Regions from separate parts of the Mus musculus genome. Here region 2 is linked to region 1. The links are chromatin loops, found by intact Hi-C in ENCODE. Cell type or tissue: gastrocnemius. All regions are shown on one strand. Each heading gives the region's core, and the rest is flanking DNA. Links, peaks and the distances in the headings are about the cores only.

What was found. Hi-C counts contacts between places; a loop is a spot of excess contacts. Peaks named below come from ENCODE experiments on the same cell type or tissue, not always from the same donor. Only the 100,000 strongest peaks of a DNase experiment are listed, where the experiment ranks them.
Region 2: a loop joins it to region 1, with 1.9 times the contacts of the local background. A loop is called at or near these places in 1 of 42 quality-filtered maps.

What each region holds. Positions count from the first base shown.
Region 1 is chr3:22,137,975-22,150,697 of GRCm38, forward strand. Tbl1xr1 (transducin (beta)-like 1X-linked receptor 1) reads left to right here. Exons shown (of 16, transcript NM_030732.3): 2 at 10,968-11,034. Among named protein-coding and RNA genes, the nearest start is that of Tbl1xr1, 68 kb to the left of the region's middle. In gastrocnemius, for the core only: CTCF peaks have their summits at 5,463 (motif pointing right) and 6,485 (motif pointing left); DNase peaks (open chromatin) are centred at 5,511 and 6,513; H3K27ac peaks cover 683 bases.
Region 2 is chr3:21,979,646-21,992,368 of GRCm38, forward strand. No RefSeq gene overlaps it. Among named protein-coding and RNA genes, the nearest start is that of Gm31813, 22 kb to the left of the region's middle. In gastrocnemius, for the core only: no CTCF peak of the experiment used is centred there; no DNase peak of the experiment used is centred there; H3K27ac peaks cover 1,627 bases.

The sequences.
Region 1 (12,723 bases), core at 5,429-7,928:
CACTCCTTGTCACGTTGGCCACCAGGGAATCTAGTAGACAGTGAAATGGTGACCAGCTTTGCAGTAAGCCCTTGAGCTATAGCATGCTGTTAACAAAGAAACTATCCCTCTGGTTTGTCTAAGACTTTGGGAGTAGAAGTCATGATGAAAGTCAAGACTCAGCTGTCCTCACCTGCCTGATTTCCTGAAGTGGCCTTTCCAGCCAGGTGCCATTTCCTCTAACAGCTACAGTGGTGGAAACGCTTTGGTAGAGTATGGGTCTCCTATCAGTCAGTCAGGGCTCAGCTGCAAGGTGCCATTTCCTCTAACAGCTACAGTGGTGGAAACGCTTTGGTAGAGTATGGGTCTCCTATCAGTCAGTCAGGGCTCAGCTGCAAGCACAGGTGAAGAACGGAGAAATAGCAAAGAATTGGGGCTTTCTTAGTGGTAGAGGCAGGGTAAGGAAAAGCTATTTACAGAGCAGTGCAAGTCTGGGATAAGAGGTGATTTGAGATGCTTTGGAAATAACTAAACATGGGGTGAGGGGGTTTCCCTGTTTACTTCATGTAATGACACCTTGAAGCCAGTTGCGGCCAAAAGGCAGTTTTCAGTTTTCTATTTTCCATTCTTTCCTTGAGACTTGCCTACTGCTGCTGGGAGGTACACAGTTAAGGAGGAAGTGCAGCAGTGTACTTACTCCCCATGCCCCAGTAGGCTCCTGCTTCAGCCTGTATTATCCAGGAAGAACAGGAGAACTGTTTGTGCACACTACGCTTTGAATGAAACTGAGATTACATTAATAGTAGTACTTAAATTGTTGTAACTAAGTGAATTGTTAAGCATTATCATAACCAAGAAACCCACTGTTGACAGTTGGCTTCAAAATGTAAAAGATCTTGAAATTTAGATAACAGTGATATGGCACTGCATGTTTTGGGAGGTGTGCCTCTTCAAAATAATGTGGCCTTAGGCTTTATCAGAGTTGCAGAAGTGAAACACTCTGAGATGTTTGGAAGGGAATTGACAAAGCTTGGAGGTGACTAGGCAGGCAGACAGGAAAAGTTGGGTGTCTTTCTCACCGTTGAGCTGGGTAACTGCCTGGAAACAGCTCTTTCTCAAAGGATGTAAGGGATACTTTATTCTAGAGCCAAATTTGAGTTACCATGACTCCTGGAACAAAGATTGACGTTACTCCTAAATACCATGTTCCAATGTGATAATAGTCTTACAAAGTTCTTATAGTAATAGAACAAAGACAGTTATAAACAAAACTTTGATATGAAGTCCCTTATTTCTCTCCGTGTGTATGTTTTACATAACTAGACAAGAGTATTTAAGAAATGAATCAGCTGTGTAAAGTTGTATCTCAGAAGTATCCAGCAGGCTAGGCAGGGTAAATGGTAGGTAATAGACTGTATGCTTTGCTGTAGGATCCCAGTCAGTCCATGGCTCTGCTGAAGAGACTGTAAGATCCTTTTGGACTCACTCCTCCCTTCGGAGAATAAGCACCTGGATCTTCTTTTCTCAGTAACGTGAGGATTTACATTTTTCTGGAATAAGTTTTTAGAGAACCAAGCTTTTGCAAAGATTTCTAAGCCCAATCTTGGGAGGGTAGGTCAAAACCCGAGCTCTGGATTTTTCTGACCATCTGATCTTAGTCTGGGATTTCTGAGCCTCACTGAACTTGGTTTTGAGACAGGTGCAAACTTTACTGTATAGTGTACATTTTGTCACCCCTAGAAGAACAATCTTCTATCCCTTTGCCTTTGGCCTTTAATGCACAAAATAACCTATACAAAGCTAAAAACTGCGTTTAATTTTCAATTTCTTATTGAAACAGTTTTTCTATGCTATTTATGAAATAATTTCAATTTTGTTGGCTTAGAGTGTGTGTGTGTGTGTGTGTGTGTGTGTGTGTGTGTGTGTTTAGGCCAGAGGGCAACTTGTAGGAATCAGTTATCCTTTTGGGTCCAGGGATCAGGTTGAGGCTGTCAGGCAGCAGGTGCCTTCACTAACTAGATGAATCATTTTCTTCCCCCACCTTAACATTTTCTTGTTAATTAAAAACATTCTGGGCTATGTGGCAGAAGGCCGGGGATATTTTCCTTTCTTTTGAAGGTGTAGCTTCTGTGGGGCCACCTTTTCTATTTTTTTTATTTTTAGAAGCTTTCAGAGGATGTCAGGCTGATAATCAAATGCAGACATGCTTGGTAGGTGATGAGACAATAGGTAGTACCTAGCCAGCGTGGGAAAGGTGCCTTATATTTCAGAACTCTCAAATTAGAAGTGCCATCACCATGCTGTATACCAGTGCTGCCCACCCATTGGGGGAATGGGTGAGGGCTGTGATGAAGGTTCATGGGCATTGGCTGAGCTGAGCCTGTCCATGGGCTGAGCTTCATTGCAGGCTGTGGTCGTAAGCTTGGGTTATGTACCCCATTCACACCTCTCTCTCTCTCAAGGGTGACTTTTTTTTTGTAGGTTGGCCCATTTCCAGAATCTCCATTCTCTCCCTATTCAAGTCCATCTGTCCTCCTCTCTGTGTGCTGCCCACCATCTCTCAGTGTGTTGTAGGAGTGACGGAGGTATGAACTTTAGTCCAGGAAATTTACCAGGAAAAGAAGTCCAGCTAGCCTCCCTGGGGTCTCTCTTCTTGCTCATTGGGACACAGTTGGGGGGTGGGGGGGGGAGGGATCCCATAGAACAAGGCCGAGGCCAAGGGGCAACTTCACACTTGAAAGAGCTTTGGTTGTCTTGATTTTACCAGTGAAATGTTTTTAAAGTAGTGGTGATAGGTATATATGTTTTCTGGGAATGCTTCGAGTATCTGTAGCTATTTTAGAAAAAGTTTACTGTCTAAGCAGTATTAGAACTTATGTGACTGCACATTTATTCTCTTTTAGTGACATTTTCCTGTTTCCTAGTATAACATGTTTTGGGAAAATTTTGGAAATCTTTTCTAACTGTGTCAGAATACTTTCATGGAAATATTTAGAGACAGACTGATAAAATTACTCAGGTAATAAATGGGATTCCTGACAACTTGAGTCTTAGGAGCTAGAAGGGAAAGAATCAACTCCTAAAGATGATACATTTTTGACCTTTGCGTATGCACTGTGGCATGAGTGGGTATGTGCCCTTACACACACATTCACATATACACTACTAATAATATTTCAGATAGAACATATTATGAACAATTAACAGAAACATTGCTGACTTATGTATCTCCTCAGTAGCATTTGATATTGTTTATGATGCCCTCCATAATACAACAGTAGGTAAATTTCTGTTAGAATACCTATGCACCTCTCAGGGATTACACTTTTATTTGTAGGAGATGGAAGATTACAACAGATGTTTCAGCGAGAGAAATTCAAGTGCTTGAAGCATAATAACCTGTTTTGTGAAGACTGTTTCTGATATGTTTTCCAGTGGGTAGTTGGAACTAACTAGTCCTAGGCCCCTCTCCAGGCCAGATTGCTTGCATGCAGGGTAGAGTGCAGCATCTTCCCAGGGCCCTAGTACTCTTCAGAGCTTAAGCCCGGAGGCCCTGGCCATGCTGTTAATGTTGGCCGGAGGTTGTGCTTCTTCTAGTCTTTACAGAGCCCTGTTAACTCTTTCCTAGTGCTGTCTCCTGACCTTGTAGCTGCACATGAGGTGGGCAACCTTGTGATGCTTAACTGTTTCTCCCAGAGCTGCCAGGACAGAGGGGGAGCACTCTGCTTGCCTCCACTCCATTCACTGTGAAAGAGGGAGAGGAATCTTAACTTCTGCTAAAGACTGTGCTCATCACAGAAGCTCAGATTTTCTGTGTCTGTATCTTAAGTGCAAGTTAAAAACAGTTCATGCTGTGTCTCCTTTTATGTCTCTTATTAAAAGATCTCCATGGTATCTTGTTTGTTTTGTATCTTCTGTGGCCTCTTTGTAAGGTCATTATTATGCTTCCTTTGTAATTGAAGTTTGGAGAGACAGTGAGTTTTTCTGGCTCCTCATCATTAGTCTTGAAATGAGGTGACTAGCTGTCAGCTCACTTGTGGTGTCTCTCTCTAGTTCTCAGCTCTGCTTACTGTACAGTCTAATATTAAAAGAAGCCATCCTCTGCTCCACTTCTTACAGGATAATAATTAGAATAAGAAGGACACTCTCTGCCCCTCTTAACAGCCAGTGGCTCTCCACCCCTCTGGTCACTTGGTAGAGGCTTTGAAGCTCAAGTGATGTTCAGGTCTTACGCAAGATCAGTGGTTTTCAACCTTCTCAATGCTGTGGATCTTTCATACAGTTTCTCATATTATGGTAACCCCCAGCCATACAATTATTTCATGGTTACTTCACAATTGTAAGTAGCAACTTTTAGGAATTATAATGTAATATCTGATATGTGACCCACCACCTGAGAACTGCTGCCCCAGAGACATTATCTAGTGAGGACCCAGGGTGCTGCAGGTTAAGTCTTCTCACCTCTGTTGTGCTGTTTCAGTCTTGATACTATGAGTCCTCTCCTCAGCGCTTGGGGAGAGTGTGGTCTAGTAGGGACAGTGCCAGCCCCTCTTCTCCCCTCGCCAGCATGCCTGTGGGTTTGTATCATTGCCCGTGCCTGCCTTTAGATACGTGTGCAGTTCCTGTAGCTTCCCTTTTCCTGGCGGTTTCATTCCCCTAAACTACTGTTTTGTTTTGTTTTTGAAGGCATAACACATATTTGTGTCACCAAAAACCTAGTATTTCTTAGGCATTGTGAGCTGTATCACAAATTTATAATTTTAAGAGGAGAGGAACAATTTGTTATACCTGAACAATAGTGATGTATTCACACATTTTAAAAAGTAATAGACTTTTTTTTTTAAACATGAATCTTCAGTTTGTTTTTTAGTAACAGCAAAAGTTTGTTGAAATTGTTACTTCCAGTGAACTGAAGGCTTTTTCTGTCCTTTTGAGATGTGGTCTGAGTAGGTCAGGATTGACCGTGAGTTATGGGTGTATGCCAGCATTCCTGGCTCAAACCTAAAACTTATACAACTAAACTTTGGCCTTGTTAATTTTGTTTTGACAGGGTCTCATGTGATGGGGCCAGCCTTGAACTCATGATCCTCCCGATCCTACCTCCCAAATGCTGAGAGGTAACTAATAACAAACTTGACTCACTCTTTAATTTAGAAACTGTGCTGCAATTGAATTTGAGCTGATGAATTTTGAAATCATTGGTAACCTTTTGCTGTATTTCTGCATGGTGGTTTATTTTTTTGTTTAATGGAAGGTACAGTTGCATCATGCACAATGAGACTAACTCAGCTGAAGGTTGTTACTGGGTGCTTAAGTATCTTTGTATGGATGTGTGGTCTTGAAAATTGTCCAGTTTTAGGAAAAGTAAGGTCATAATTTACAACCCTTTGGCTCCAGTTTCCCCAAGTAACTTGAGTAACAATGGAAGTGAAAGCAAGGACAGAGGATGGGGAGGCTTCTGACTGCAGCTGAGACCAGGCTGCTTCTCAGATCTTCCTGCAGGGGGAGCTACCCTCACCTCATCGTATGCTTGGTGTCTGGTAAGCTGCGTGTGTGTGTGTGTGTGTGTGTGTGTGTGTGTGTGTGTGTGTGTGTCTGTAGCACTGTGTGTGTTGGGGGAGGGTTCGAACAATTGTGAGTGTGCACCCATGTGTGTGCATGTGTGTGTATGACTGGCTATCAGCTCAGCATAGTGTACACTGTTTCAAAGGCTTTCTTCTACACTGGAGGATTGCTGGACATGCAAAGAAGATAATTGATATATTTTTCTTGTTGTTTTTTTAATCAGCAAATGAGGAAGGATCTGGTGGAACTGATTTAGTATATAGCTCCTTTAAAATTGGCCCCATTTGGAATTGGTCCATTTATCATCTTGGAAATCATGTACTAGGGCCACTTGGAATTCTGTGACGTTTTCCCTAGGAATTCATTTAATAAAATCTTTTTCACCTTTTATTTATAGAGCTGGGGTGAACTGCAGCTATGTCTATCTTAACGAACACAATTAGCTCTAGTAAGATTTTAATTTTTCCTCAGGTCTAAATGTGACTTCCAGAATTTCCACAGAGAATAGAAACTCATGGCAGTCTTGTTACACTGTTGCACAGGCTACTGAACTAAGGCCTGTAGACTAGATGGTTGTTGGGTTTGCACTTTTCCTGGGGCAGGAGCCACATTTTTGAATCAGTGGGCCAAATGAATTTATTGTTAGATCTAGTCAAAATAATTGTGTTATTTTTTTTCATAAATAAAATAAAAAGCCTAACTACATTAAAAAGCACTACTTGGAAGATATTTGCTTAGTCCCAGTGTCTATGCTAAAGGCCTTTCCTAAGATTATTGCGCTGTTCACTTTAGGTAAATGCTGATAGTAGCTTAAAAACAGAGCTATTTTGTTTGGAGACTGAATGAACCTTAACAATCTATAAAGTCAGCTTTGGAATTCATGAGGTGTACTTTAGTTTCTGTTAGTGGAATGTCAGTCAGTCTGTCCCTGCCACCTTCTGGAAGTTGTGTGAAAAGGCTGTCATGAGAATAGCAGCCAGCCACTGCCTCTTCAGCCCTTGTGTTTGGTCTGTGCCTAGATCCCACACCTGTACTGTTAGAGCAGTGAATCCAAGGACTACATATCTTCCAGGTGCTATTCTTACTTATGGAAGAATAGCAAGCTGAGCGAGCAGATAAGCCTTGATGGCAGAAAAGGCTGGGGAGGCATGCTAGACAGCTATGGGAGCACCCTCTCCATGAGTGGTCAAGGGACAGTCCAGGAAGGAGTGGGGCTAGGTTTGAGGGAAGAACGTCTTTGCAAGTGCATTTCCAGTACCGGAATGTCCGTGCCTTGTGGAGGCAGCGACAGAGGACTGAAGGCCAAGGTAGAGGAGAAGCTGATGGAGAACCAGTCCTAAAGTGCTATAGTGCACAAGTGCTGGAACCTGGGCTGCAGAGCAGACAGGACTGTGTCTCTAGAAAGCAAATGTAAAGTAAAGGGCAGATGATGTGCAGGACACAGGTTTGCAGCTTGGGTCTCATTTGTCCTGTGATTAAAGCACATCTGTAGTGTTAGTTAACTTCTCTGCAAGTATGTGTCTTACAAGTTTAAAGTTTTCTCTTTTTTTTTCTTTTTCTTTTTTGTGATTTGCTTTTTAAATGTGCTGCACAGCACTTAGGTGGCCATAAGCAAATACGATCCTTCATCTTAGAATTGTGATATGGCCTTCAGTGTGTTGCTAGGAAATCCTTTCGTTTAGGTTAAACTACCTGTACACAGCTGTGTCTATCTGCTTTTTCCCCCCCCGACAGACAGGGTCTCTCTGTATAGCCCTGGCTGTACTGGAACTCACTTTGTAGACCACGCTGGCCTCGAACTCAGAAATCTGCCTGCCTCTGCTTCCTGGCTCTCTGTCTGCTTTTTACTGAAGATGAACTTGCTCTTGATGCCATAGAAACAGTTTTATACTTAACTATTTAAGTGATATTTACCTTAAGGATCTATAGTCTAAAGAAAAGTTAAATAAAAAACTAAAGGGTGTTGAGGAGAGATAACCAGTAGAACTCCCATTAAGTATATCTGTAGGTGTAGTGAGGAAAATTCTCACTGATGCCAAGGAAGGAAAAGAGCCCTGGAAAGAGGGAAACTAACTGGAATGGGCTGGTTCAGTATTTTACCCAAGAAATGTTGTGTGGAAAGATAGAAAGATGGAGTGGTTAGACATGCAGATGGGTGGGGCATTATTGCTGGTTTATTGATGCTCAGTTTAGGTGACAACATTGTTTTGGATACTTGATAAGGGCTCCGGCCTCCAGTGCAGCTTCCCCCACCCATCCTGCGTTCCTGATGGGCCACAGTGCTGCCTGGACAGCACACCATTCCCCACTGTCATCCCATCTCCCAGCAGATGTCAGTGGTCACTGTGACTTTGTTCTGTGGAACTGGGATTATAGTGTCTACTTTTAAACTGAATTTTATAAGAAGATTCTTATGAAGAAGCTGCATATTGATGTAAGAACGGACTGGGTAGTACAGGTGATTCCTAGAATTGTAACATGGCCTTCAGTGTGTTGCTAGGAAATCCTTTCGTTTAGGTTAAACTACTTGTACATAGTTGTGTCTATCTGCCTTTTTTTTTTTTTTGGTTGGTTGTTGTTGTTGTTTGTTTGTTTTTCGAGACAGGGTTTCTCTGTATAGCCCTGGCTGCCATGGAACTCACCATAGGTGTCTGAAATTAATAATTGCCAAGGAAGCAGGCACATACTTTTTAGTCTCTGTGCAAACTGTGCCTACAGTTTTTTTTTCCCTTGCTTTTCTGGTGGTCGCTATGTAGAAGACCAGCCTAGCCTTGAACTCAGAAATCCCCCCACCTCCTGCTTGCAGGCAGATGCCTGTAACTCAGTCCTAGGGGTCCAGTGTCTTCCCTCTTCTGGTCTCTGCAGGCACTTATACATACCTACACACACATGTCAGGTACACCTATAAATTCACAAATACACACAGAAGTAAACATTGTAAAAATCCTTTTTAAAAGTTTATATTCTATAGTAAAATAAATGATGTTCACTGTGAGTAGCCCTAAGGTCACCAGAGTCTGATGGCAGCTATGCTTTGTTGGGACTCTGTAGTGCTGGGTATAGAATATTTCTCAGCCTGCAGCTCCTCATACCTAAAACTAATGTTTCACATGTACTATACCATCGAGAGCTGTAGGTCAGTGGACTGCTGTAGGTTGCCATGACTTTTTGTAACTCTAATGCTAAGTTGAGTTCTGGGTCTCCAGTAAGCATGGCCATGGTGCTAGGATACCTGGGTGCTCAGTGAGGAATAAAACCAGAGGAACAAACCCAAAGAGACCGTGGCTTTCATAGGTTATCAGAATGCTGCTTAGTGATCGTAATTGCTGACTTGTGTAAACTCTCCTTTCTAGCCATCGCTGTGACTACCCTCCTTTTGGTGGCATCAGTTTGGTGCTACCTACTCTGCACTGATGAACAGTGCCCCTTCTGAGTATCACCTCTTAGATGTGGCACATGAAACATATTTTTTACTTTATTCTCTTTATTTATTAACTCCTGACTGTAAGTACCCATCCCCTTTCCTCTCCCAGCCTCCCACCCCCACCTTCCCCCATCCATCCTGCGTTCATTTCTCTTCAGAAAAGGGCATGCCTCCCATGGATATCAACCAAACATAATATATCAAGTTGCAGTGAAACTTGGTACCTCACCTCATATTATGGCTGGACTAGGTAACCCAGTAGGAGGAAAAAAGAGCCTCAAAAGCAGGCAGAAGAATCAGAGACAGGTCCCCATTGACCCCACACCTTCCTGCTACTGTTAGGTATTCCTCAAGAAGACCTAGCTACACACCTCTAATAAATATGCAGAGAGCCTAGGTCAGATCCATGAAGCCCCTGGTTCTCAGTTCAGTTTTCATGCTCCTATGAGCCCACTTTAGTTGATTCTTTTGGTTTTCTTGACGTGTCCTTCACTCCTCTGCCTCCTGTAATACTTCTTCCTCTTCAGCAGGATTCCCTAAGCTCTGCCTAATAGTTGGCTGTGGGTCTCTCTGCATGTGTTTACATTAATTGCTAGACGAAGCCTCTGTGATGACAGTTGGATTAGGTACTGATCTATATGTATAGCAGAATATAATTAGGAATCATTTCATTCATTGACTTTTTTTTTTTTTTTCCCCAGTGGTGTTTGGTTCCATGCTAGGTCTCTGGGCTACTATCTTCTGTGTCCTGGCTCTCCAGACAGTGTCAGGGTTGGGCTCCCTCTTGTGGCATGGGTGTCAAGCTGGACCAATCATTTGGTTGGATAATCCCACAATTTCTGTAACACCTTTGTCCTCCCCCACCCCCATCCTGTAGGCAGGACAAATTATAGGCTGGATGGATGTTCATGGATCAGTAGGATTAACATAGTAAAAATGGCTATCCTACCAAAAGCAGTCACAGATTCAATGCAATCACATTTACAACACAATTTTTGAAGAACAATACTAACTTTATAGGAAAACCCAGAAAACTCAGGAGAACTAAAACAATCTATCCTGAATAATTAAGTAACTTCCAGAAATATCATCATTCCTGATTTCAAGCTGTCCTACAGAGCCAAGCCACATGGTATTAGTATAAAAACAGACAGTTGATTAGTGAAATCATATTGAAGACCCAGACATAAATCCGCATACCCATGGGCATCTGAGTTTTGATAAAGAAGGCAAAATTATTTAACAGAAAAAAGAAAGCATCTTCAACAAATGGTTCTCATCTAATTGAATATATGCATGTAAACGATTGCAGATAGATTTATTTCTATCATCCTGCAGAAAACTGATGTCCATGTGGATCAGAGACTCCAACCTAAAACCAGATACATCGAACCTGATAGAAAAGGAAGTGAGGAACACAGGGGATAACTTCCTGAACAGAACACCAATAAATAGCACAGGCAGTAAGATCAACAATTAATAAATGAGCCCTCATAAAGCTGACAAGCTTTATCAGGCAGAACAAACATGACTTTTCTGTTGCAGATGTTCCATGGGTGTTGGGGCCTGTGAGTCACTCACCAGAACAGTAGAAAGCCTGGGAGATGTGAACTCTGAGATTAGCACCTGACATGTGATTGAAACAATTCCAAAACCGGTTAAATGTGTCTCTCTTCAAAATATATAGAATGGAAGTTCACATCATTTCCATGGCGTGTGGTCATGTCTGATGAACTCTAATGGAGTCACACTCTCTGGGATCGAGCTGAACTGGGGAGGTCATGCATGACCTTCCTCAGATGCTGGTCAGTTGCCGCATCAGCCCCTCAGGAATATAGGCATGCAGTGTTTGCTGCAGTTTGTAACACAGCTGTGCTGGACAGTCTCACTGGTGGAATACTAAAAACTTGTATAAATGAGTATTTTGAATATGCAGAGCTTGGTATGGGAAACCTTAGATTGAATTTAAGAACGCTGAAACTGTTTTCCTTCTTCTTAGCTTCAGTAACTTGTGATTGGTGGTTGGCTATCCAGTTGTTCATCCTCACATCAATGCACTGCCAATGGTAAGTAAGGTGCCTCTCCTTTTTCTCCTGTACCATGGTGTGTTATGTTAGTGCTTTATAGCTGTGCTGATTCTTGTTTTCTAGAGACGTTTGAGAATTAAAAATTTCTCAAAAATCTCAGAAAGCTCAAAAGTTTATTATTTTAAACATTCTCATTTTCCTGTTATTTTTATGGTTACCTAGTGTCTTACTTTTTATTGTTGTGCTGAGTCAACATGACTAAGGCAACTTAAAGAAGAAAGCATTTAATGGGAGCTTATTATTATTATTATTTTACGGGGTTAGAGTCCATGACCACCAAGGCTGGGAGCATGGCAGTAGTCAGGTTGGCACAGTGCTTGGGCAGTGGCTGAGAGCTTACATGCTGACACAACAATCATGAGACAGAGAGACCTAACTGGGAATTGTCGAGCTTTTGAGACCTCAAGTCTACCCCAGTGATGTGTCTCCTCCAATAAGGCCACACCTCCTAGTTCTTCCCAGTCTCAGAACCTAGGACCCAAGCACGTGAATACAGGGGACTGTGGGGGCCATTCTCACTCAGCCAAAAATAGGATGGAAATATGATCTTTTGTGTGAAATGAACTACATTTTGTGAGTAGAATTGTTTTTGTTAAAAATTTGATATTGATAGTAATAATTCCTTTACTTTTGTTAATCATTTTAGTGAGTTTTGGGACATTGTGCTTATCTTGATGTTACTAGTTAATATGCAGCTAAATGTATAATATTTTACATTTTTATTTAGTTGTTAACTTTAGGGGGGAAGACACTTTTATCTCTTTAGAAAGGTTTAGAAGTCTTTGACTTTGAATTATAAATAAATCTCAGCTGTTATGTAATAATCACCACATTTCCTATTTGGTGACTTGTGGTAATTCAATAGTAGTGTTGTATTAAATTCCCAAGATTTATTTGTGCTATAGGTTAAGTGGTTTCACAAACTAAAATTCAGAATGATTTTATCCTACTTTAATATTGTATGTTTGGGGTGCCTTTGCTCCCTGTCTTAGAATTTTTTTCAATTAAAAATTTATTTGACAATCTGTGTGACATCTGTTTCATTTTCTTCTTCTAACCCCCTCCCCCCTCACTCCCTCTGGAATAATCCTTCTCTCTAGCATATGAATGTACCACCTGGACCCCCTATTTTTCTTCTTTTTGAGATTGGGTCTCCCTGTTAGCTTAGGTTGCGGTAGATTCAGAGAGATCGGCCTGCCTCTGCCTCCTGAGTGCTGGGCATGAAGGCGTGTGTGCACCGATGCATTCACCATAGGCTTAATCATGGTTTATTTTGGTGAATGGGTGTAGGATTATTTGCTGGAGTTGAGGCAGCTTTCGAGTGGCTACACTTCTGAAGAGAAAGGACATCCCACCCCCAGCAGCCATTACCAGCCACTGGAGCCTTTTAACTGTATTCCTCCTATTTGGCTGTTGTGTGTTTGGGGATAAATAAATAGTAGAGTGAACGGCAGTCCTCCATACCCCACATTTATAATTGCTGAGGTTTATTACTTGTGCTACATCAACAATGATCTGAAGATATTAAATAGAAAATCACAGAAATAAACTAGTGACTTTTCAGCCGAGCACTGCTGGGAAGAGTGTGTAAACTTGTCTTGCCCTGGGCATGAAGCCTCCTTCCCCAGGGACTCGCTTTTCCTGTCCGCTTGTCACTCATCTATCAGG
Region 2 (12,723 bases), core at 4,196-6,695, 160 kb before region 1:
GGTTTCACTTTGTAGGTCAGGCTGCCTGATGATCTTACCATCTTCTTGCCTCAGTCTCCCAGCGTTGAGATTACAGTCTAGGGAAACCCTTTTCCCTTGCCTCACTAGAGCCTTGGAGAGCTCTAAGAGGGACTCAGGGCAGATGCTCTTATCCCATCCCACAGCTTTGGGAAATGAGAGCCAAGGAAGCTCTCCCAGATGCAACAGTGGACAGTGAACCCTAGGCCTGGATGCTAAGGATCCTTCTGAAGCCCAGGCCTCTTTCCTTTCCAAAACATAGTCTGCTTGTATTGCAACAAGATGGCACTTCTTAACTGAAAAAGAGAAAATGTCACTGGACTTATGTGAGTCCATTTCTTTAGTTCCCTTGCTTATCATTCCAATTCCTGGCTTACAATTTCTGAAAACACGAAAGGAAATGAAATAAAGAATAACCTCAAACACATAACAGTTGAACAGAATATAGATTTAAGAATGTCCTTAGGCATCGATTCAAAGCACAGCACAAAGCACAGCAGAACAAGGAGAGAATGGGTGTTAATGTTCCATTTAAAAAGCCAAACTTTGGGAGAGAAAGAGGCTTCCCATAAAAGTAAGCTGGCTTCTTCCAGCTTTAATCATAAGCATGAGACCCCAGAGCCATAGAAACTGTTCACTTCAGGATGTAAACAGTAAAAGAAGGTGTGAGATTTCAGTCCTTGGTCAGAAATCACAAGGGGTCAAAAGGACTTGATGTCTACTATGGACAGAGGAAAAAGGCAAGAGAGGAAGACAGCCTTACAAGGAGAAAGGACAGAGGAGAGGAAAAGTCAAGGAGGAAGGAATGAGAGGAGGGGAGAGCAGAAGAGAGGTTTGGAAAGAAAATAATTAAGGGTGGAGGGAGAGAAGAGAAAGAAAGAGGAAAGAAGGGAGGAATGGGAAGACAAAAGGAGGGAGGAAGAAAAAGATCTAGAACAAAAACCAACTTCAAGCCCAGAAGGAAATTATTTGAGCTTGTTTGAAAAAAACACGAATTAGTAAGCATGTGAACTTAGTACTGCATGAGAGTCAAAGGGATCTGATGGTCTCCATCTGTGCAAAACCAGTCACTGAGCCCAGGAGGCAAGGGAACGTGGGCACTACAGGAATTGAAAGTGTAAAAAAAGAATTGAACAACTATTCATTTATTAGGGCAAGGCATGTGCACCACAGTGTGTGTGTGGAGGCTAGAGGACAATTTAGGGGACTAGGTTCTCTCCTTCTACCATGTATAGCCCAGAGACTGAACTTGGGTCTTCAGGCCATCTCACCAGACTCGAGTGTAAAATTTCAAAAGTCAAAGTGTAAATTTAGCACTAGACTGAGAATGTGGCTCATTGGGTAGAGTGCTTGCCTCTTGCGTGCATGAAGCCCTGAACTGTACTTCATAAGCCTGTCATGGTGTTGTCTACAACCTCTGTATTCAAGAGGCTAAGTTAGGAGCAGCTGAAGGTCATTTCTGCCTGTACAACAGAGGTTACATGAGACCCTGAGTCAAGGAAGAAAGGAAAGAAGGAAGGAAGGAAGGAAGGAAAAAAGGGAGGGAAGAGAAAGGGAAGGAAAAGAGGAGAGGAGGGGAGGGGAGGGGAGGACAAGAGGGGAGAGCTGAATCCAAGGGTGTTCTCAGGCCTTGATCTTTGGTCTTCTCCAACCCTCAGAGAAAAACTGAGGACCTCTTCTCATTGAGTCCTACCATGGTTTGAATCTGAAATGTCCCGCCAGTCTCATGTTTGAATGATTCCTTCCCAGCTGATGTGCTGTTTGGGAAGCTGTGGAATTTTTAGACGATGAGGCCTGACTGGCAGAAGTAGATAACCTTTAGAGGTTAGAGCCCAGCTGCTGTTCCATTTCTGATTCCTAGTCCACCACAGAGGGAAGAAGCTCTCTCACACTCCCACTGCCACCAGCATCTTCTTCCCATGGACTGACACCCTCTGAAACCATGAGCCAGAATAAATTTTCCTCCCTTGGCTTGAGTCTGGCCAGTATTTTGTCAAGATCATCCAAAAGTGAAGCAGGTAGGGATGCAGTTCAGTTGACAGAACACTTGCATAACCACACAAGGCCCTGGGTTCAATGCCCAGCACTACAAAGATAAGTAACTAGCGCTGCTTTCAAGCCCGGTTGCCTTGAAGTTAAACCATCACCATCAGTTTCTGGCTCCTGGTGTTTCAGATCCAGGTGGTCCTGGAACATCTTGGCTCTCCAGGGTCTGTACCTTAACATGTACAAATGGATGTTGGAAACGCCAAGCCTCCAGAGTCACACAAACCAACTAAGTTAACTTTTTACAACAGCAAAGTAGAGGTAACAAGATGGTCCTGTGGGTAAAGACACCTTCTGCCAAGCCTGATAACCTGAAATCAACTGTAGAAATGCACTAAGCACTGTAGTGCATATGTGCCCACATATATTTTTAAATAGTGTGGTTTTTAAACTTAAAAAAAACCAACCTCTTATTTATTTAAGTTGCATCTATTCCACCCTATGTACATATTCTTTATGACAAAACACACACACACACACACACACACACACACACCTGGTTCCATTTCTCTGGAGAATTTTGATTCATAAACTTAAAAAAATTTTAAAAAGGGAGGGGTTGGTAAGGAAAAAAAAATCAAACTGACCTCATGGGTCTCCTTAATAACATACAATGATTGAGCCTTGGAGAAACATACACAAAATTTTAATGAAAAGAAACAGTGACTCCGGAGCATTTAGTAAGGACATCATTCTAGAATGATGACAAGCATGGATCTTTTCAAAATAAAGGAATCAGAGAACAAGGGCCATGTGACCTCCTGGGAAAATAGGACAGTGAAACTTAAGCAGGTGAGAGAGAAAACATAAGAAAGATGAAAGCAGCTGAGCGTGAAGCCTGGCAGAGAGCTTGAGACACAGGGAAGTTACACTACCATGGTAGAGATTACAATCACAAGAGCTGAGCACTGTCAATAGGGGCAGCTTGAACAGAGTAATTATGGAGCTTGGTGGTGGAATGCTCGTCTAGTTAGTGAAATGGACAAAGCCCCGAGTTCTAGCTCCAGCATTTCAAAAATCAGGAATGGCAGAACTCTCTGTGATCCCAGATATGGAAGATGAGGTGGGAGGACAAGAAGTTCAAGGTCACCCTCAACTACCCGGAGGGTTTGAGGCAAGTCTGAGATAGGTGAAATCCAGATTCAAAGGAAAAGAAAGAAAAGGAGGAGAGGGTGTTAAAGTCAAAATCTTTTTTTTCCCATTTTTTATTAGGTATTTAGCTCATTTACATTTCCAATGCTATACCAAAAGTCCCCCATACCCACCCCCCCCCACTCCCCTGCCCACCCACTCACCCTTTTTGGCCCTGGCGTTCCCCTGTACTGGGGCATATAAAGTTTGCACGTCCAATGGGCCTCTCTTTGCAGTGATGGCCGACTAGTGTCCCCCAGGGCTCTTTCTGCTAAGGCTGGGTTCCCCTCGCAGTGGTACTGTCTTTGAAAGGTGGCGCCTCAGGGACAGTCTTCAGGCCATGCAGGCTTGCCCTGGCAGAGGATTGTGGGACCGCAGTCCCTTCTTCCTCTTTCTGCTTTTGCTCTGGCTCTTGAGGTGACTACCCCCAAAACCTAAAGCAATGAGACAGCCAGAGCGAGAGAAGCAGACTCCAAAAGTAGGATCTAAATTAAGATCCCAGACATTTGTCCCAGCAAGTTGAAGATAATGCAAGAACACAACTCGCAACAAATGGGGGAGTAGCAGTAGGGGCTGTGACATACCTCCATTCTCTGTTATCTAAAATTGAAGAAAATACCTCTACCTCTAAGTGTTTCTCACAACCTTTCATATAACATTGAAGAGCTTCTGTAGAAAGTACTTCTAATGGAGAAATTGCTTTTCTTCTTCATGTGTACTTGTATAAATTTATAGGTATGGTGAGATATTTTGACAGATCCAGACAGTTGCTAATGATCAAGTCAGTGTAATTAGCACACCCTGAGTCAAAGACAAAACGAGCTTTTGAAACTCCGTACTTTTGATTTTTTTTTTTCAATGTACTTCATTTGATTTTTCTTTAAATTCAGTGGTTTTGTTATCTTGGTAATTTTTCCTCCTTTTGGGATAGTGTCTCATGAAGCCTTATGTAGCTAAAGATGACTGAACTTCTGATCTTCCTGTGTGAACCTTCAGAGTGCTAGGATTACAGGCATGCACACCATGTGTGGTATACGTAGTGCTGAAGATCAAACACAGACCTTTGTATGTGCCAGGCAAGTATTCTATCAACTGTGGCAGAACATTTGTATCATAATACCATTTTTATATAGTCCATCTATTTAAATATCTAGCTGGAAAGATTCAAGTCAGCAGTAACTATGCAATTTCTGGTGATTCCATTCTAAGTAAATAATAAATGAAGCTTATTTTCTCATTACTACTTGACTAAAGAATTTGGGTGACTTTCAAAAACATCCAAGCAAGGCTGGCAAGGTGATTTGTTGTACAACAGCGCTTCCAATACCCAGAGCCCACGTGGCAGAAAGAGGCAGCAGAGGTCCCTTGACCTCTGCTCAGGTGCTCCAGCCAACAAGAGCCTCCCCACCCCCTGCTGTTCCAAACACACACTGAATAAAGAAATGTTAAGCAAAATAAAACAACTTTGCAGTTCTTAATGGAAGGAACAGCTTTCCTTTTTTCCCCATTATTAACCTTTTTAGTTACCCTACAAAATAGTAAGTTTCATTAAGCAGTTTCTTTCTTAAAACACAGCAGGAGTCATCTGAAAGATCCTAGCAGGAGTGGAGATGTAACACATGCTCTTTAACTTGTTTGGTTAAAATAAATTTCAGCTTCTAAAAATACTGTGTTCTTCCCCAGCTAGCTTCTTGCCATTTAAAATTTGACACAGTGCTTACCAAAGATGACTCAAAATTCAGTTATTCTTATTTCCTGCATTCTTGATTTCCATACAGAGCTGCAGAATCTTTCCAAGGAAAAAAAAGTGGACCTTCCACCCACTCCTACTTTCCCCTGGTAAAACTGCCCTGGCTGCAGTTTACCTTCAAGGTAAACCAGGGAAATGACCCAGACACTGCCTTTCAGGGAGCAGGATTCCAACATGTGAGTAGTGGTAGCAGGTACTCCTGATTTTAAATAATGCCTCTCAAGAGGCCCAATGGCTAAGAGCTCCTGCTTTGCAAGAATGAAAACCTGAGATCAAATCTCCAACATGCAAGTAAAAAGCCAGGCATGGCTGGCTGCTCTCTTGTATACCCTCAGCTTTGCACGGTAGAGACAGGCAGATTCTGAAAGTTCATTGGCCAGGCAACTCCAACTAAATGCTAATCTTCTGGTTCAGTGGGAGACAGTGTCTCAAGGAACTGAAACCATCAGAGAAAGACATACTATACTCTTCTCTGGCCTCTGCATAAGGACACACACACACACACACACACACACGACAGAGAGTGAATAATGATTCTGGTATTGTGGCTATGTAACACCATTGCTTTTTTGCTGATTCTAGGGGAATAAGACTACTGGATGTGAAATGTGTTAAGATTTAAACAGGCAACATATGTAAATAAATTGACACAGATTAAGTCTTAAGGAATCCATAGTTAATAGTGTTTTCAAAACAATTAACGATGCTACTCAACCACAATGAGATCATATCCTGATAAGCCCCTCAGTAGATGAAAATATCACTTAACACCCATCACCTACTGGACAAACCAGCTAAGCAACCATGCTGGAGAGTATTGGTTGCTCACATTTGTGATCCCAGGCTGACCACAAACTGAGAGTACGGTGCCACTGCCCACTGTAAGTCATACCCCAAGAGGAAGATCAAAGCTCAACAACCCAAAAGAAATAAAAAAAAAATCACTAAAGCCAACCACTTTAGCTGTCAACATAAAATAGTTTCATTAGTTGGAAAGTAAAAAACAAAACAAAACAGAACAAAAACCTGGAGAATGAACCAAATTGGAGAACATTCTAGAAATCTCTCCAGAGTCTGCTTTTCCGATGTGTATGGAATCTGTGTTGGTTTTCGTTGTTGTTATTTGCCTTGGTTTTTAGTTTAGTGAGTATTACCTAGGCCTAGATGACCCTTCTAATTACATAGTTGAGGAGAACCAAGAACACTGATTCTTCTTCCTCTACCTCCAAAATTAGAGGATCACAAGAATGTGTTACAGTTCCTTACTTACATGGTGCCGAGACAGATGCCAGCGCTTCGTGAATGCAAAGCAAGCACTCTACAACTGAGTTATATGCCCCGTCCCAGCACTTAAGTTACTGAGGCAGCATATAAGGCCTCTCCAAAGATTCCAAGAGTGGTGTAGAAACCTCTGAGGGTTTTTGTCCTATCCACAGCTAGACAACTAGACACTCTGCTCATCACCCAGGGTATCAGCTTGGAAGCCTGGGTCTGGATTAACTTTTATGAGCCCTACTGTTGATCCTACTGGGAGAGAATAGGACCATTATCCCAATTTTTGAGCCAAAATTAAAGTAAGTTTTATTAAATGCTGGCCAAGACTATGGACTCTACCCAGATCCATACTCAGGATTCCCAGAAAACGGCCTCACACTGTGCTAATCTGGTGATTATAAAGGCACAACCTACAAGGCTGTGTATTTGCTGCCTTGGGGGTAAGCATACATCCTGCCTATGTACTTCCTGGTCCATGTGATTAAGGACATCCTGAGAAGTTGAAGCAACCAACCTTGTTTACAGAAGTGAAAACATTTTCATGGCTTGTTATCTTGCATGAATAGTAGCCCCCAGAATCCAGGAAGTTATCTGTCCGTGGGCAGAGAAAGTTATCTGCATTATAGGTTAGAGACATTTTTGTTTTATAGATCCCTTCAGCACAGGAATTAAAACTTAAAATATAACTTTAGCCCTCACAGTTGGAGTATATCATTTACCAAGCTGTAAAGGGCAATTAGGTTGTCTGATTTCACAAGACCAGGTTCACCGGATGGTGTCCAGCTTCCCCTGGTGAATGAGTGACCAGAACGAAAGCACTCTTCACCTCTGCTGAACTTGGATCCTTGAAGGTGGGGCTGACTAGAGTTACCAGGCTGTACAATGCTGTCTGGCCACATCTTGGAGCTGGGCACATTTCTCGTCCTCCCCTCAGGGAGGGGTTTATAGTACAGGCAGTTTTTTCAAAGAGGAACATTTCCTTAAACAGGACACCTTAGGCTTATCTGTTGTAGGAGAACAATTAACACAAGCTTTGTGAAGATCTGCAATTGAGAAAACACTGAGTTCCAAGCCAAGTCCAGTCACTTACACTGGCAGAGTCCATTCTCAGAGTCATCAGAGGTACGGGGTGTTCTCTAGGACTTGGTCCTGGTCCTGAGTTAGCACAGAGGCAAATAGTCCTTGCCTAAGAGTTGATGTTCCAGGAAAAAGTAGATGTGTGGTTGCCAGGATGACTATCTCCAACTCAGCTGGGTTTATTTTCGTCTGCCATTTTAAGAAGATGTTGGCTCAGGGGACAGACACATTCTGTACCAAGCCAACAGGTACCCTGCCAAAAATTCTGTGTCAAAAGCTGATGATGAGGGCTGAGGGATGTATGTCAGTTGGCAGAGTACTTGTCGAATGAGCACAAAGACCTAGGATCAATCCCCAGCACTGTGTAAAGGGATTGTGGTGGCACATATCTGCAAGGTCATCCTAAACTATATAGAAATATCAAAGGAAACCAGACAACTTGAGACCCTGATTTAAAACAAGGGAAAGGACTGAATAAAATAAATAGCCTCTGATATTTGGGCATTTAAATTTGTTGTTGTTGTATTTTTCCTGATTTCAGAACTCTTGCTGGAACAATCTCTACATTATGGTTGACTGTAGAAAGAGCTTCCAAGTTAGCGAGCTGAACCTCCTACAGATGAGGGTTAGAGGAGTAAGTATCTCCTCAGGAACTAATGCACGTGATTATGGGGCCTTACTAAATCTAAACTTCTCGGGTCAGCATCAGTCTTTAGTAAGACCTTCAGCTGACTAGACGGAACCCACCATGTCATAAAAAGTATTCTTGCTGCACAAAGAATCCATTGGTTTTCATGTTAATCTCACCCAAAGATGTTACAGAAACATCTAAAATAATGCTTGACTGAATATGCAGCCCCATAGCCCAGCCAAGTTGAGATGCAGAATGACTCACGCTGGTTTCTAAACACCTGCCAGTCTCCTACAGCCTCTGACACCATTAACCACAAAGGGGAGGGGGGGGGGAGGTTTTCTCTTTCCCTTACCCATCTCACTGTTAGTCTAGACTCACTACCAAAACCAGACATGAATATTGGGCTCTTACTGTGAAAGCAGAAGGTGCAGAGAAAGTTCCCTTCACACAGTTGATCAATAGCATTAGAAGTAACAAGAAATGAGAAAATTCACATGGTCCAAGTCGTCAGGCTCCTAACACACACAGCATGCTCTGCTCGGGGCCTTCCCTAGCCTACACACTTGCCTGGAAGGCAACAACTCCTTTTCAGTTCCTTGAGCTGTGGCTTTTCTTCCCCAAATCTTCTCTCATGTTCCTTTCCTCCAGGGAGGGTGGTTGTGACATCTGCACACAGAGACGCCGTGGGAGGCAACAGCTTCGTCCGTTGGAGTTTAAAGTCTAACGCAAACCCTGAGCCGTTATCTCACTATCCACTGTTACATAAGGAAACAGTCTTGACTGACACCCCTTTCTGTGGTCATGAGTTGTTTCCTCATTGCTCTTCCCTCAGCAGTCTCACCTTTAACCCAGGAAGTGAGGAGAACATGTTTCTGCCATGTGTATGTACCTTAGGCCTGAATAAAGCAGGGCTTTCATTATTTTAGATTGAACTAAAGAAGATTTAGCTACCTTGAAAAGCAACACTCACAAGGGGTTTCCACTAATAGCGATCCTCATCTCACTGTGAATGGGTATATAGTCATGCATGGTGTCTTGAGGACTCCTTTGATAGAATGATATAATCGACAGAACATGTAGACCCTGAGGCACTATGTGGAGCACACATCAGCAGGAGTACACACCTAGCTTGTTTCCAGTATTCAGTTTCTTACTCTCCCAGGCTGCACCTTCACTATGATGATAAGCACACTTCCCACCCACATGTGAAGGCCCTGATCCATGGCACCTGTGGAGACAGCCACAGACCATCACTCTTCTTCACAGCCCATAGCCGTGCCAGGAAGTCCGAGTTGAAATCTGTTCTCAAATGTTCTCATCCGTTCCATGGAATCATGTATTTCTGGTAAACATCTCTTCTTCTACTTAGACCAAGCCAGTGAGGGACTCAGCCAACACAGAAAGAAGAGCAGAAGGAGAATACAGACAACCCTCCCATTCTCAACGGTCAGCATTCAAGGCCCAGTGACATCTTGGCTCTTCCTGGATCTCATTTGTCAGTGCTTCCTGGAAGTCTATACAGTAAAACAAAGTGTGCATGTCTGCAGTGTCCGTCCAATAAATGCCATCTCTATATAGGTTGGTTAGTAATAGGTTTCTAACACCTGAGAAAACAGGAGGAGAGAGGGAGGCAAATCCTGGAAATTATATTATGAGGCATTCTTTGGTGCTTAGATTATGTGCAGAGAGTTAAATGAGATCATTAACATAAAATTTGTCATTTGTAAAGTGAAATTCATAGCTATGATTCTGTAGACATCTTTAACTAGGAGTAAAAATGATTCCTTAAAGACTAACAGATTTGTCATGCTTTATCATTTTCTTATTTTTATAAAAAATATTCCAAGACTGAGTCTCATATATTCCAAGTCTGGCCTCAAACTTACTGTGAGGCTCAAACTTACTGTGAGGCTGAGGATGGCATGGCCTTCTTACCTCTACCTTACAAGAGTTGGAATTACAGGCATACAACACCACTTCCTACAATGCTGGCACTGAAGCCAGGGTTGCACGCTATGCAGACAAACACTCAACCAACTAAGCTACATATCCATTCTCTTCACAATACATTATCTCTATCGCTGGTTCCCAAGGGTCTCAGATAATATAAATTAATCCTTAGATTCATGGGATCTTGAGTACAAAGCAACGTGTGCATGTGTGTTGTATACGTGTAAGAAAATGTCATGATCAAGCTTGTTAGTGCATGTTAATAAAGAAAATCAACACGTGCTACAGAAACAGACTAACAGCATTTAATGAACTGTTTATATGTCTCATGTATATTTAATGCCTGTCCTCACAGGTGTTTAGAATCAGCAAGACAAACTTCTAAAGGCAATTGTATCTACCTCATTAACTCAAATTAATTGTAGTATTATATTTCTTTGCTTTGAGGCTTGAATGAAATCAGCTCAGTCTAGCAACTGACTAAGTCACATTCCTTAGAGATTCTGATTGGCTGCTATTGATGCTGCAGGCATTTCTCAGAGGAAACTTACTTGTTGGATGGGTGTGCATGCAGGAAAAGCTAGATGGCCAAACTTAAGGAATCTTTAGCAGGAAATGTCTCCTATAGCTTGGTATGTTTATGTAATTTTGCTTGGTTTCACTGTCCAGCAATTATCATTTTATTTACTAGGGGAAAAGTCAGAGTATGGGGTTCGGGTGGTGAGGGAATAGTAACTTCAGGTCATTGGTCTAACATAGTACAGAAGGGTCCTTTTGTATACTCCCCTCAATACTAACTCTGAGGCATAAGTGCTAAAAAGAAAAAAAAAAGTTGCATGTAAAACTAGCCCATTGAAGAGGGGAGAGGGGTGGTTCAGGGTGTAAAGTTACTTATCACGAAAACCTGACAAGCTGAGCTTGAGTTCATTTGGTGCCCATGTAGAGGGGAGGAAATAAATGATTCCACAAAGTTGCCTTATGACTTGCACATACACACAAAATGAAAAAAAAACCCACATGTAATTTTTTAAAGGGCCAAGTTTACGTGGTTAACATTGAGACAAATAGATGCCGTTGTTTTTTACTAGAGGAATTCTCAGAGACTTGAACATTTCATGTTTTGTGACTCTCCACAAAGTCGTTAGCATGTAACCCAGGTTGATCCATTAAAGGCATTTGGTGAGCCCAGTAGACCGTAAAATATACTTTGAGAAATCTTGGCCCTAATAAAGTCTCAACTGGGAACTCCCCATTTCTTTTAGTTTGTTTGTTAGGGCTTTGGTTTTGGTTTTTTGAAACATGGTCTTCCTATGTAACCCCTTGCTTAGCTATAAATATCCCCCTGCCTCAGTCTCCTAAAGTGCCAGGATTACAGGCATGAGTCATCATCCTCCTCAACCTAACAGAGCTTCTTAATTCGCTTAAGAGGCCCACAAGTAGAATTTCACTGGAGCTGGTCTTGTCTCCTGGCAGGGCTCGTGAAATTAGAGTCACTTCATATGCACACTCGAAGACTTTGGTGTGCACTTAACATCTCTTTATTTCTATTATCAAAGTGTTATTTCTAGGACTGGGAATGGAAACCAGGTGCCGAGAGTACTCACAAAGAATTCATGAAGCCCTGGGTTCTATCCCTAACCCCTCACAAAACAGATACAGTGAGATAGCCCTGTAACTTAAAAACTCACTCGTTAGAGGTGGGTGGATCTGAAACAGAAGCTATCATCTACACAGCAAGTTTGAAACTAACTTGGACTACGTGACCCCTGTTGTGTTGTTATTCTTCTTGTTGTTGTTTGTTAAAAAAAAAAGAAAAAGTGAATTCTAGGTGAGCCAGGGCTACATATTGGAATACACACACACACACACACACACACACACACCGAAAAGACTATTTTAGAGATGGAGAAATGGCTTGGTAGGTAAAGCTTGCTGCACAAGCATGAGAATGTGAGTTTGGATCCCAGCACCCACAGAATGCAGTGGCATGCAACCATAACCCCAGTGCTGAGGATTAGAAACAGGGGGATCCCTGGGGCTTGCTGACCGTCTAGTCTAAACAAATTGGTGAATCCAGATTTAGTGAACAGCACTGTCTCAAAAACAAGGTGAGAGTGAAGAGGACCCCCGGCTTACACACATGCACACATGTGTGAGTACACATTAAGTACCTTGGGAGAAATGAATCCATAGTGCAAGAGGATGCCCTACCCGAGTCACAGCCTGCGCTACGGGGAAGCCTGGTACAGTCCTGAGAAGTCAGGCACAGAGCCAGGAGCTTGGTCCCCCTGCCTTTAAGAACTACCAATGCAGAGGCCACCCCACTGAGTTCTACTCTGTGGCCCCAGTGGTTTCTCTTTCTTGATCACCACGAAGGCTGCTGTGTGCCCACATTAACTCCCCCCCCACCCCCACCCCCCGACTTCCTCTTTCTTTTTCTGTTCCTTAACTTCTCTTGTGCCACCTCCTCCACCTGCTTTCTTAATTTCCTCTTCTCTGCTCGTAATCTAAATGTGAGCTTTATCAGATGGGGGTGGCTGGGTCAAAGTTTGCCATAACCTTGCGAAGGAAGAAAGAGTTTTCTTCCAATTTCATGCCTTAGGATCTGAGCGACAGCAGACACGGCGGCAAAGTGGGGAAAGAACATTCCTTCTTTTCTTGCCCTTCTAATAACTGGCACTGGTGTCTAAAGAGACCATTGACACCACAGAGCTGTGATGTCTTTGTGCTTTTGCAATTGAGGAACACGGATTCAAATCAACCCATTCTCGACAAAGAAAAATTATTTGTAGACATAGGACCCATGAAGAACAACTGACAACCACTTCCTTCATTCTGAGCC